2 separate regions of the Homo sapiens genome follow, and region 1 is linked to region 2. Evidence: read pairs that join two places in POLR2A ChIA-PET (ENCODE). Cell type or tissue: CD4-positive, alpha-beta T cell. All regions are shown on one strand. Region 1 holds the start of LINC00689 (long intergenic non-protein coding RNA 689). Region 2 overlaps DYNC2I1 (dynein 2 intermediate chain 1).

What was found. Peaks named below come from ENCODE experiments on the same cell type or tissue, not always from the same donor. Only the 100,000 strongest peaks of a DNase experiment are listed, where the experiment ranks them.
Region 1: POLR2A ChIA-PET joins it to region 2 with 7 read pairs; 3 of 35 experiments call an interaction of 5 or more read pairs at or near these places.

What each region holds. Positions count from the first base shown.
Region 1 is chr7:159,005,014-159,009,013 of GRCh38, reverse strand. LINC00689 (long intergenic non-protein coding RNA 689) reads right to left here and starts at 660. Exons shown (of 5, transcript NR_024394.1): 1 at 1-660. In CD4-positive, alpha-beta T cell, no CTCF peak of the experiment used is centred here; no DNase peak of the experiment used is centred here; H3K4me3 peaks cover 893 bases; H3K27ac peaks cover 349 bases.
Region 2 is chr7:158,901,122-158,905,121 of GRCh38, reverse strand. It overlaps DYNC2I1 (dynein 2 intermediate chain 1), which reads right to left. Exons shown (of 25, transcript NM_018051.5): 9 at 3,306-3,383; 10 at 2,527-2,746. Among named protein-coding and RNA genes, the nearest start is that of DYNC2I1, 47 kb to the right of the region's middle. In CD4-positive, alpha-beta T cell, no CTCF peak of the experiment used is centred here; no DNase peak of the experiment used is centred here.

The sequences.
Region 1 (4,000 bases), 100 kb before region 2:
TGGTTTGACATTTAAAGTAGTAACTGGCATCTTCTGAAATATATTTCTGGTCTTTTGGGACTTCATCATTTTCCTGTGAAGCTTGACCTTTCAAATCCAGTGAACAAAAGTCCTGAGATTTGTAATGCATCACACCTGTGACACTTTGTCACCCATCAGCATTTTTGGCGTTGGCATTTTCCGAGTTTGCCTGATTTCTGAAGACCATGCAGATAACAGGTTCAGCTCCCAGATTCTCACTGCACGCAACCAAAAGAAAAAGCTGCAATATCATTTCAGCTCCTTTAGATGAGACGTGAACTGCAGTTCTTCAGGCTCTCCAAACCAACAGCTGGCTGCACAGCAGACTGATGGCGCCAACGGTGATGGAGACCTCAGGCAGCTGTAGGGCCAGATGCCCGGGGAAGGACGTCCTGGGACGGTCCCTCTTGGTGGAGTTGGGAAAAGAAGCAAGAGTCCATCCCCTGTGAGAACAAAGGGTTAGAGACTGAGGAAACCTGGGACACAGCAGCCCAGGGGCATAGCCATCTCACTGACACACTGGCTCCCTCCAGCAGACACTCCGCAAGGGTGTCCTGGACACACCGGCTCCCTCCAGCAGGCACTCCGCAAGGGCGTGCGGGTCCTGGAAACCCCTCCCTGTACCAACTAACATCTCATTTCAGCAATCAGATGTCCCAGATTCTAACACAATATTAAAATACAGAAAGTACCACCCGCTTGCCCTCTTAGGAGACCCCTAGAAAGCTCTGGAAAGCCCAGGGCTGAGCGGCAAAGCCAGGAAGAAGAGACACCAACAGCTGGACAAACAAATCCGCTAACAAGCATTGGAATCGCAGGCTCAGAGCCAGATGGCCTTAGAGACCTTCCTAGCAGTTTTCAGGCTGATAGAACATTTTGTTCAAATAAAATTGAATGTGGACCCCGGTTTATAGAATAGACTTGTTGGCCTGATTGATGGAGGATGAAAGCCCCCTGACTTAGTCCAGCCCAGGAGGGAGACCCTCAGAAAGCAATTTGAAACAACTGCATCTGGTCCACCCTCTTTTCACCTCAAAGAAACAGCCCCAGGAGGCCACGGGACCTGCCGAGCATGAAGTCTGGCAGGCCACGTAAGCTTCACAGGGCAGGTCTGCAGACCCTGGCCCTCAGCAGCCGGAACCAGCACATCTACTGTTTTGGTTTATGTGCTGTCAGCCAAGAAAGCTGTTTCGTGATGATTACTAATTACGAGCTTGGATTTTCTCGCCAGCTGGTTATGGAGCAATTATTACGGTGCCTGCCTCACAGGGCCTTATAAGGATTAAAGTAAGTGTGTGTGAGCTCCAGAGGGGAAGCCACTGGAAAGACCCCCTCACTGTCAGCGCTTGACCCCTCTGCACCCGCCCTCCCTGGCATAGCTGGGTCCTCTGTCTCTGCACCTGCCCTCCCTGGCATAGCTGGGTCCTCTGTCTCTGCACCCGCCCTCCCTGGCATAGCTGGGTCCTCTGTCTCTGCACCTGCCCTCCCTGGCAAAGCTGCGTCCTCTGTCTCTGTGCCTGCCTGGCCCTCTCGCCTGGCCCCTCTGCACCCGCCCTCCATGGTATAGCTGGGTCCTCCGTCTCTGCGCCCGCCCTCCCCAGCGTGGCTGGGTCCTCTGTCTCTGCGCCCGCCGGCCCTTTCTCTTCTCAGGCTCCTCTTTGTCTCATCTCGTCATTCCCATCTTTTGCTCTTTCTCACGTCTGTTGTATGTTTGTTCCATTTACCATTTATCTATCTTTCACTGTTAATCAATTTTAAATACAAATAACATTTTGTTTCCTTAAAACATTTAAATTTCACTGTTTTACATTTAAGTGAACACAATCTATCCACCTCCATGGTCAAGGTCGTTCAGAAGCAAACTCTGTCCTCCCACCTGACCCCTCTGAAGGCCGTGGACTCACACGCGAGGGTCCCCGTGCCTGACTGTGCAGCGCTGACTCTTTCCCGGGCCCCTGAGCAGGCCACGTGTGAGGCTGACTCATCAGGAGCCCTAGACACACGCCTGGAGCCCTAGACACATGCCAGGAGCCCTACCTGCCCTGAGCACCTGGCCCAGGCCACATAGCCCACACAGGTGGCAGGACTCCTTTCCTCCGTTTGATCTAACTTGGTTTTTCCATGTCTTTCTGGGCAAAATGAAGACAAAACCAATCGCCACCAACCTCCCTCTGTGGCGGGAAGGAGTCGCAAGTGTGGGTGTGATGACACTCAAAGGAGAACCTCAGGAGCCCAGATAAAGCCAGCAGCGCGCGGGAGGCCGTCCTCTTCCTGAGGAAGCCGGCAGCGCGCGGGAGGCCGTCCTCTTCCTGAGGAAGCCGGCAGCGCGCGGGAGGCCGTCCTCTTCCTGAGGAAGCCGGCAGCGCGCGGGAGGCCGTCCTCTTCCTGTGGAAGCCGGCAGCGCGCGGGAGGCCGTCCTCTTCCTGAGGAAGCCGGCAGCGCGCGGGAGGCCGTCCTCTTCCTGAGGAAACCGGCAGCGCGCGGGAGGCCGTCCTCTTCCTGAGGAAGCAGGCAGCGCGCGGGAGGCCGTCCTCTTCCTGAGGAAACCGGCAGCGCGCGGGAGGCCGTCCTCTTCCTGAGGAAACCGGCAGCAGGCGGGAGGCCGTCCTCTTCCTGAGGAAGCAGGCAGCGCGCGGGAGGCCGTCCTCTTCCTGAGGAAGCCGGCAGCGCGCGGGAGGCCGTCCTCTTCCTGAGAAAGCAGGCAGCGCGCGGGAGGCCGTCCTCTTCCTGAGGAAACCGGCAGCGCGCGGGAGGCCGTCCTCTTCCTGAGGAAGCCGGCAGCGCGCGGGAGGCCGTCCTCTTCCTGAGGAAGCCGGCAGCGCCCGGGAGGCCGTCCTCTTCCTGAGGAAGCAGGCAGCGCGCGGGAGGCCGTCCTCTTCCTGAGGAAGCCGGCAGCGCGCGGGAGGCCGTCCTCTTCCTGAGGAAGCCGGCAGCGCGCGGGAGGCCGTCCTCTTCCTGAGGAAGCCGGCAGCGCGCGGGAGGCCGTCCTCTTCCTGAGAAAGCAGGCAGCGCGCGGGAGGCCGTCCTCTTCCTCGGCCGCAGGCACCGGAGCGCGGGAGGCCGTCCTCTTATCTCAAAGCCCCGCTGCCTCGTGGGTGATGTCAAAGTGCACATTTTCAAATACTGTTTTTGTTCATTGATTGGCATTCAAGGGTCACAATACGACCACAGTTGCTCGGGTTGATTTGTGAAAGAGAACACACACAGAACAGTCCTCCACACTGGGTTCCACCGGGAAGGAACATGTGCCTCTCCCGGGAAGGAGCACAGGGCAGCTTTCAGTTCTTCATCCTGCCCCCAAATCAACAGACACTTCACTGGTTACTCAGGTTTTTTAAGTCCTTTTTCAATTTCCAAAGGACAGGTGGGCTCTTTGTGGATAGAAACAGACTTCGATCACCTACGTGAACCTGCATGTTTAAAAGCCCAGATAACTACACCTAGAAAAACGCAGGTCCCAGGACCAGACCTACTCCCACCCTGCAGCCACAAGGGCCTGTGGTCTCCACACACCGGAAAAACGATTCCACATCTTGCTACAAATCTTAACTCCAGCCAGATTTTCTTCTGTGCCATGGGGTAGTGGAGATGAAGCTTGGAGGGATTTATGCAAACGCACAAGGAACAGTGGGAATGAAATGGCTCAGCTCAAACCCTGCTGGGGGCAGATGTCCTCTCCGAGGATCCAGTTATGTCACGGTTCCTGCCCTTAGTCAGGTTTTAGCTTATTCATCCATGTCTGCTCCCAGTGCTTTTTTTTTTTTTTTTTTTTTTTTTTTGAGACAGGGTCTCACTCTGTGTGCAGACTGGAGTGCAGTGGCACAATCTCGGTTCACGGCAACCCCCCGCCTCCCGGGTTCAAGTGATTCTCATGCCTCAGCCTCCCAAGCAACTGAGATTACAGACATCCACCATGACATCTGGCTAATTTTTGTATTTTTACTAGAGATGGGGGTTTCACCATGTTGGTCAGGTTGGT
Region 2 (4,000 bases):
AAACAACTCCATCCCCAATCCTTTGTAATGGACACAAGTCATTCCTCAATCCACCTCTTCCCCCTAAGGATTTCGGTGGCTTCTTGTACATACTTACCTGTGTATTTATTTGTTTGTATATTTATTTCTACTGCATCTTATCGTCTTTTCATTCCTTTTGGATATTGGTTTGCACTTGCCCTCCCGTCTTACGGTTTTATGAAACTCAGAGCCCTTTCCCACACATTATCTCATCTGATCTTCACAACAAAGCTTTACGGCCAGCAATGCAGAGGGTGTGGCTCTGGAGGATGCCTGTCTGGGTCAGGGGCCTGAGCTCAAGTCCCAGCACTGTCCGCTACTTGCTTCATGACCATGGGAGGTTACCTCATCTCTGCATCTCAGTTCCCTTATTGCTGGACATCTGCCGTACAGGACTGTGATAAGGACCAGACCACAGGAGGCCACATTTATGAGCAATTAGAAAGCACCACACAGACATTATAAGATGTGACTGTTTTTAAAAATGAGAAAACGTTTAAAGTTACAGAATTAAGACTTGAATAAAGACATCCCTGGAGCAGAGCGCACACCTCTGTGCAAGTCATTGGCGCTCAGCAAAGACTCCTTCACTGACCAAGTGGACCATTTACCTTTTGGAAGTGTACAAAGGCTTTCAAACGCCATGGTGTAACTTTAGTGCACGGGAAAAAGTTATTTACCAAACGGTTTCTTACTGCCCTAAAAAAGGATAAGGCGTGCAGTTTATAACCAAGTAGTCCAAGCACCACAGGGTGTGGCAGAGTACAGCCAAGGAGGACACAGAAAACAAACCGGTGCTTAGCACTCAGAACGTGCCTGGCACTCCTTTAAGCACCTTCCATGTTTAGCTTGCTTAATTAATCTTCACAACAACCCTAAAGAAAGTCTGACACTCATTTCACAGTTAAGGAAAATGAGGCACAGACAGGTTAAGTAACTGCCCAAGATCACACAGCTAGTCAGTTATCTGAAACCCCGGAGTCAGCATGGCTCCGTGATTCCTGCTTCAGCACAGACTGTGATGTCAACACTGTGCTAGTCTTTACGACCGTCCACCTGTGCCAGCTCAACATTAAACAGGGCCAAGAAAGCAGCTCCAGCTTTACCTGGAGCAATGTGTATGACAGTGAATAACTCCTTCAAATAAGAAATATGCCAAAAATAATCTCATATTGAGAGTTGTAAATTCTAATCTTGTAAATCAGGCTAATAAAGATATAACACTAAGCATAAATGTTGAAAATGAGTAACAAAAAAAGGTTATTCAAAGATCTGCTAAGAAAACCAGTAACGTTAAGAATAAAATCCTGCTCGCGTCTCAGCAACTCCAGAGCAGACAAGCTTTAATGCTGTCAGGAAATCCTGTGTGCTGGTGGCACAAAGACCCTCCCTGTGTGCAGCGCTACCCCACGGGGAACTGAGGGAAACAGTCCCTGAGCCTCAGCCAGGCGATAGGGCTGAAGAAGGGGCAGATCCTTACCTCTACCAGGACAGGTGCCCTTTAGCTATAAGTTTAAAGAACGCTCTATCAGCACTGCCCAGCTGAGTTCTGCCACCTCTGTAGCAGGCACAAAATGTGAGACAAAGAATCATTCTGCAAAACCTTCATTTGTATTAGTGCATCATATTAATTACTAACTATAATTAACTGCATCAATTACTGAATATTTTACTAGATAATTTAAAGTAGTACGTCATCAAATAGTATTTTAATATTATCCTATTTTATCCTCAGTGCCCATGTTTTATCAGAATGTCAGTTTTCCTTTAAAGCAATTTGAAACATTAATTCCTACTCTCACAAGTAACATTATATCCTGATGCCAAGAATTTGGAGAAAAAATACATTTCTAAATTTAATTTAAAAAGGTCCTTGTAGGAAAAAAAGAATGGATCAAGAGCATGCTTCGTGTCAGGCTCAGTCCAGCTGTGTCCCAAGACTTGACAGGCACCTCAACCCCTCAGTCCCCACGTGCCTCATGAAGGCACTCATCAGTGGACACTGCCACGCCTCCAGGGAAAACCATGATGATTCCTCTGTGGAAACTCAAGGAGCACATCATCAGGAAAAATAAGAGCATGTGCTCACAGACGGATAAAACGCTGGTTGCAAAGAAAACATGAGTCAGGCTTCCCACTGAGGAGGGCCACAGCATCCTCAGCTCCCACTGAGGAGGGCCACAGCATCCTCAGCTCCCTCTGGAGAACAGGAGCATCAGTGCTCACTGAGTGGGGCCACGGCACCCTCAGCTAACCTAAGGCCTGGGTGCTGAGCAGAAAGTGACGTGCAACTTCTCTGTGTAAGAGAATTCTGGATGGGCTCGTGCTCAAGTCTTCAGGGGCCTCCTATGTGGTAGCTGCAAGGGCATGGCACCACCAGCATGTGGAAGATGTTACTGCTCCACCCACCTTATTAGAGTAGGCCTGTGTGTGACAGCATCTGTGAGGGCTCAGTACACAGAGCCCTAAGAGCACGGACACCATTAGTAGCATTGATTTGTTTACCTGTCCTGGGCTCCTTTTCAAATTCTGTTCTACCTCGCTTCTGAAACAGTTTCAAAGATAACTCGCCAATCCTTTCATTTTCTGCATTAATAGCTCTTTGAATTTCTTGTATTTCCTTTTTTTGAGCTAGAGGAAGTTCTTCCAGTTTTTCTCTTGACTCAGGTTCATTACTGCTTTCATCATCATCACCATCACAAACCTCAAAGTCATCTTCATAGTCCTGCAAACAATAATAATCTTTTGGAACCCTTTAAGACAAACTGACTTTCAATTATCCCTCATACTGAACAAAACATGACACTTTATAACTTAAAACAGACAATGTCCTTATTACAGCTAAGAAAGATATTTATAGTTCCCTGATTTTAATGTTTTTGAAGGTAAATTTATATAAACTGCTACCTTTATTTCTCTAAAAATAAATCACACAATACAGAACCATATACAGAAGACCTATCAACTATCATCACGTGCAAACATTTGTGCTGAGAATGTGAAAGTGTATGTATTTTTATAGATACCTATGTATACATCTTTTTATGCACTGCACTTAAATATGAGTTAAATTATAAAATCATTTAATTACATCATATTGGTAAGTATTAGTAGAAGTATAGCAAGCATTTTACAGGTAACAGCTTGACCTAAATCAACCTAGCCAGATATTGAGTATTAGGATTAATAAAAAGAATAAAAAGGACATCAAATTACTATATATAAGCTGATTTTTAAGAATAAATGATTTTTAAGCTAAGGAAAGTTTTAACTTTTATACATACTTCAAAATCATCTTCACAACTGGCTGTATATGCATCAGCTCTAGCATTTTCTAAATCAGTTTCTTCCTTTTCAATTTCCTAGAGGTAAAAATCAAACACAAAACCAAAAAATTCAATCATAAAATTGAATATTGCAAATAGATTGGGAAAACATATATGTTTTCTGACATTCCTTTGATGTTGCTAATTTTAAACTCTAGGTATTTGTAAAACTAATATAATGTTAAATTCCTTTAAGAAATACCCTTGCTAACTTACAGGTAGGACCAAAAAGAGAAAACAGTAAACATCCTTTTTGGGAAACCTCTATAATTCTGGTGGCTAAAAATTTTTTAAGTGTTTTACAAATAAACTTCAAATGTGCAGCAATCCATTTCTTATCCATGAATATATTCCCCGCTGAATGGTGCTCAGCTTATCTACACCATTAAAGACAGTGTAGCTGTAGTGAGCACTGTGGCTCACACCTTTAATCCCAGCACTTTGGGAGGTCAAGGCAGGCAGATTACTTGAACTCAGGAGCTGAAGACCAGCGTGGGCAACATGGCGAAACCGCATCTCTACCAAAAATACAAAAAATTAGCTGGGCATGGTGGTGTGCACCTGTGTTCCCAGCTACTCCAGAGGCTGAGGTGAGAGGACTGCTTGAGCCTGGGAGGCAGACGTTGCAGTGAGCCAAGATCGCGCCACTGCAC